Linked DNA regions of Mus musculus: region 2 is linked to region 1. The links are chromatin loops, found by intact Hi-C in ENCODE. Cell type or tissue: left cerebral cortex. All regions are shown on one strand.

Region 1 (2,500 bases):
GGGGTGCAGTAAAAGGAGAAAAAAGTATGGCTTTTATTGGTTAGAGCCAGGTTACACGGTCACCAGAGCCATAAAACCTGTGAGGACACTTTGCAAACAGCCTTTTGTTTATCTAAGTGACTATACCTTTCAACTAGACAGAAGACAGATGTCTATTAATGAGTTCCTAGGCCAGGCCAGGTGCTGGCTACCACCCTTTCTGTTTGCATGGCTTTTGATACTTTTTTGCTGGGGGGGGGGGGTTGTCCCCCACCACCACTGGCTTTCCCACTCCCACCCTAATTATTAGTAGTAGATGACCCTGGAACAGAGGGCGGACAGGTGGACCTGAGTAAACCCCTACTCTTCCACAGAAAGATGTTTCGATGTCTCCAGTTGTGCTTTGAGTCTAAGCTGGAGCTAGTACTTTGTTTACATTGAACCTCGGTTAGTTTTGAAGGGAAGTATGTCTTTGTGTGGTGTCAAACAGCCTCACCTATTGCTGTGTGTCCTTGAAATACAGGCCTCAGCTATTTTTGTTCGTTCCTTTGTTTATTTAGAGAAGTTGGGTCTTGTTTTATTTTCCCTGGGTAACATCAAATTCACAGAGATCTGCCAGCCTCTGCTTCCCAAGAGCTGGGATTTAAGGCGTGTGCCACCATGCCCGGCTCAATTTTATTTTTTAAGTAAAGGTCTCTAACACTTCATTCTCTTGCCTCGGCCTCCCGGGGACTGAGATCACAGGTGTGAGTCACCACTAGTTTATTTGCTGTGTGGGTTTGTTTTGCTCAGTGTTAAAGATCAAACCCCAGGATTTGAAAAGTACCTTGGCTAAGCACCCTACATATGAGCGAGCAACGCCCCTGGCCCGTTTAGGCTATTACTCACACTCAGGCTAATACACATCAACTTTAAATGTACAGTTTCACTCGTTTGGGTGATAACACATACAAGATCCTACTTTATCTTGTGTGTTTCTGCTTTTGTTAAAGAAGCAATGTCAGGAGAGGATCACCTCACATACTCCCAGAGACTAATGAATGATCTTTCTTGCTAAGCATCGGTGTCTGCATCTTTCTCAACAGACTGACTCGCTAGATCCGTCTGGACAGTGTGCCGTTAAGTGGGGTGTGCGGGCACCCTTAAGCGATGGTCCTTATTCTTCTGAGTAGCATTCAACCATTTCTGCTAGCATACATTGACATATCAAAGCGAACCACGCGGTTGTGGATTTCGCTTAGTGCTTGAAAACCAGTGCAAGGTCCTGGGTTCAGTTCTTAGCTCCTGGGAGAGGGACAAAGGACCACCAACCTCGTCCTCCTCAATTTTGGAGAAAAAAAAAAAAAAAAAAAAGGTAAAAGATAAGCACAAAGCAAGCCACTCCATCCCGGAAAGACAGCCAGTCCCTGCAGCCCTAGGAGCTGGTGTTCCGATCACGCATGCGTAGACACGCCTATGTGCTAGAGGCGCTCCGGCAGGGGGCAGTATAGCGACCAGAGGGTGTAACGCCTGTCGTACTCTCTGGGCGTAAAGCAGCTTTGCTTTACGGCTCCCGCCTCCGCCGTAAAGCCAGCGTGCCCACGTGCGACAGCGACAACTTGCCACTGGGAACCTTGTGTTTTGTTTGTTTGTTTGTGGCGAGCTTGACGTTTCCGCTATGGGCAAACGCCGGAACCGGGGCCGCAGCCAGATGCTCAGCACCATGACCAAGAAGCAGAAGAAGCACCTCCGCGACTTCGGCGAGGAGCACCCCTTCTACGACAGGTCGGGGTGCGCGGGCCGCCGGGAGGGCTGGTTCCGGCCGAGTTGAGCCGGGTCCGGTCGGTGCAGGACGGGAACCCCGCTGCGGAGGTGCGCTCTGCACCGGGACCTGCTGAGACCGCGGGCCGTGCTGCCTGTCATCCGAGCACGCGCGGGCTCAGGCGCGAAATCGCAGCTTAGCCCAGCCAGGGCCGCGTAAGGGTCTCCAAAAACAGGACGGGAGGTCGGGAGATAAAGTTGGCCCTGAGAGGTGAACCCCGGTGTGCCGTTAAAAGCCAGTTTCTGACTTATCCTTTCTTAAGAGATGTCATTGAGCTCTCTTGTCTGTTACCCTTTTGTCTGCTGATCATCTCTGCCCTTGTGCATGCAGAATTTCATTTTTTACACTGACTGGATATTATCCTGTATTGGACATTTTTTTTTTTTTTGGTATTCATTTAAAGCAGAATCATTATGCCTTTTCGTGATTGTTACGAACTAGCAGCTAAAGTTTAATGTTATCTATTTCTATTTTAGGGTTTCCAAGAAGGAAGCCAAGCCGCAGATTTGTCAGCTGGTAATGCTTTTTTTCTTTATAGTAGTTGGAATTGGGTTGTTACCTTTAAGATTGGGTGTAAACGTAAAGTTTGGTTTGCATCCCCGTGTTTCTCTGTTTTGGGTGTGAGCTGTGATTTTAGTAATGCTACCCAATTGGTTGTAAGTGATGGAGACAGCTGTAGAAATTACCATGTGATGAGAGAGGCTATGGTTGGAAACTACC
Region 2 (2,500 bases), 280 kb after region 1:
CCAGACAGCAGTTATGAATCAATGTGTTTGCGGTTTGTTTGTTTTGCTTTTAAAGAAAAACCCAGCCATGCTTGGTGGCACTTGGTAGACAGAGACATACGGATCTCTAAAAGTTCAAGTCCAGCCTGGTCTACACAGTGAGACCCAGTCTCAAAAACAAAACAATAAAAATCCACACAAAAACTAACTCCAATAGAATCCACTACAAGAAGAGGGGGGGGAAATCACTATTTATAAAATAAAATGACTTGAGCTCCTGTCACAGCCTTTCCACCAAGGGCAAGCTTCTTTATTAGTTTTTGTTTGTTTGTCTGTTTGTTTTTCTTGTAGGTTTCCCCCACGGGGATCCGCACCCAGTAGCTGCCAGTTCACGTGGCCGCAGGATGAGTGCTGCCTTGTTACACCCAGGCTGCTGGGGAAGGGATCGAGCGGGCGGGGGAGCGCAAAGGCTCAGTCCAGCTCTGACATCTGTTTCTCATCTCCGTGTGCTGTACAGAGGGGAAGAAAGTCTTTAGTAAGGGGTGGGAAAGGCACAGATTTTTTTTTTCAAATCACACGCACACACAATAAGAAAACTAAAGCAAAATCTAAAAAATAGACAAGACGTCTGGGCAGGTTGCGATGAACGCTTCGTGCGTTGCAGCCCCTGCCTCCCGCGGGCTGCGCGCGTGGGGTCCGGGCTGCGGGCGGGAGCGGCCCGCGCGGCCCCGAGGGCGGAGGCGGAGCGGGGGCGGAGGCAGGGCGGGCGGGGGCGCGGCGCCCCGCGATCTGGCAGAGCGGAGGGAGGCGGGGAGCGCGCTTGTCAGGTTCCCTCTCGCCCCGGGGGCATCCAGCAGAGCCAGGCTCGGAAATCCGCGGGGAAATGGCAAACAGGATTGACGGGTTTCTCGCGCTCCTCGCCAGACACATCGGCTCATTTCCATAACCGTCTGCGGCGGCGGCGGCGGGACCTGCGGGGACCTCGGCCGCCGCGTACCCGGCCACGCCGACTGGGCCCGGGAGGCGCGTGGGCAGCGGCGGCCGCGCGGAGGACGGCGGCGGCTGGAGCGCGGGGCGCGCGGTAAGAGCCGTGACCCCAGGGCGCGCGGGGGCGGGGAGGGTCGCGCGTGGGGCTAGGGCGCAGCTGGACACAGCGGGGCGCGGGGGCGGCGCGCGCTCTCCGGGGTCGCGCGCCCTTCCCGGGAGCTGCGGCGCGCACGAGGCGACCCGGGCGGTGGGCGAAGACCCCGTGGCGGCGAGTCGGGTTTCCCCGGGTAGCAGGAGGGTCGGCCTGGGGCCAAGAGGGTAGGGAGGAGGGCCTGCGGGGCGCAGGGATGCGCGTTCCGCGGAACAAGGCGCCGCTGCCGGAGCTGACACCTTGTGTCCCCCGCCACCTCCGCGCCCGCCCCTGCTCCTGGCTGCGGGCGGCGCTGTCCTCGGCTCACCTCCCCGCGGGCTGCCAGGCCCACGCCCCCGCCTCTAGCAGTCTCCTCGGCCCCGCAACTTTCCCGAGTGCCGGGCCGCAGGAGCGGGGCACCAAGGTCCACCCCTAGCTCCAGCGGCGCGTACCGCGCGGGCGGCAGCAGCTCGGCGAAGGACCAGGGCAGCTGCGGGCTGGAGTGTGGCCCCGCCAGCCGCTGTGAGTCATAGCCTTGGAATCCCACCTTGGCGTGTATTTCCCATAGAAGGAAACTTGGTTTTTAGAAAGAGCGAATAATGATAGCCCTTATTCTTCAGGAGAGGCACTGGGCTCCAGCACCTTGGAAGACAACTTGCCTTTGTTCCCAGACACTTGGGCTGTTTACTTTTCCCTGCGGCCAGCGGCTAGCCGGACGGTGCCCTCGGTCCAGAAAAGGGCTTAAGGGCAGTGATACCAGTCTCCAGGGTGCGTCTGTTTGAGACCCTGGATAAGGGACCCGTCACACCCCTGTACCCCTCCTAGGGCCTGGACTGAGAATGCTAACCCCAAAGCTCCCAGTGGGAAACCTCTGACCTCCTTAGTCGTGTCCGTCCCCCCCCCCACACACACACACCTGCATTCCCAACCCCCAACACCGACAGAGAACTCTTAGCCTCCTGGGACTGCAGCTGGCCATTGCACTTCCCGGGGCACCACAAGGACCTGAAAAAAAAACAAAACAAAAAAAAACCCGACACCTGTCAGGTTTGGAGCGTTGAAGGGTTTTGTTCTTCCCACCCAGCCCCTCCCTCCACCATTGGTTGAACCAGCCAAACTGTTGAGCTTCTGCCTGGGACCGCCTGGAGACCGTGGGTGGGGAAGTCATTTGGCTCTCCAGGACAGAACACTGCAGTTCTCTGGATTGCAGCGGTCACCCCATGCAGTCCAGGGTTGGACTCTGTCTTCCAGCAGCTTAGAGGCACCTTATATAAAATGCTCTGCAATTCCCAATGTCAGGAGGAAGAAGGATACTCCTTCTGTCGTGCTGCTTTATGTCCAGTAGCCCCTGTTAGATTCCCGGCACCCTGAGCCATAGCAGCCAGAATGGCTTCATTCAGGAAA

What was found. Hi-C counts contacts between places; a loop is a spot of excess contacts. Peaks named below come from ENCODE experiments on the same cell type or tissue, not always from the same donor. Only the 100,000 strongest peaks of a DNase experiment are listed, where the experiment ranks them.
Region 2: a loop joins it to region 1, with 2.1 times the contacts of the local background. A loop is called at or near these places in 1 of 42 quality-filtered maps.

Annotation. Positions count from the first base shown.
Region 1 is chr1:193,129,287-193,131,786 of GRCm38, reverse strand. Utp25 (UTP25 small subunit processome component) reads left to right here and starts at 1,536. Exons shown (of 12, transcript NM_145415.2): 1 at 1,536-1,743; 2 at 2,257-2,296. The coding sequence starts at 1,637. In left cerebral cortex, a CTCF peak has its summit at 1,462 (motif pointing right); DNase peaks (open chromatin) are centred at 1,172 and 1,484; H3K4me3 peaks cover 1,566 bases; H3K27ac peaks cover 1,280 bases.
Region 2 is chr1:192,854,003-192,856,502 of GRCm38, reverse strand. Sertad4 (SERTA domain containing 4) reads left to right here and starts at 751. Exons shown (of 4, transcript NM_198247.2): 1 at 751-1,060. Gm15867 (predicted gene 15867) reads right to left here and starts at 1,575. Exons shown (of 2, transcript NR_131748.1): 1 at 1,425-1,575; 2 at 1-488. In left cerebral cortex, a CTCF peak has its summit at 1,454; DNase peaks (open chromatin) are centred at 416, 816 and 1,510; H3K4me3 peaks cover 1,676 bases; H3K27ac peaks cover 1,472 bases.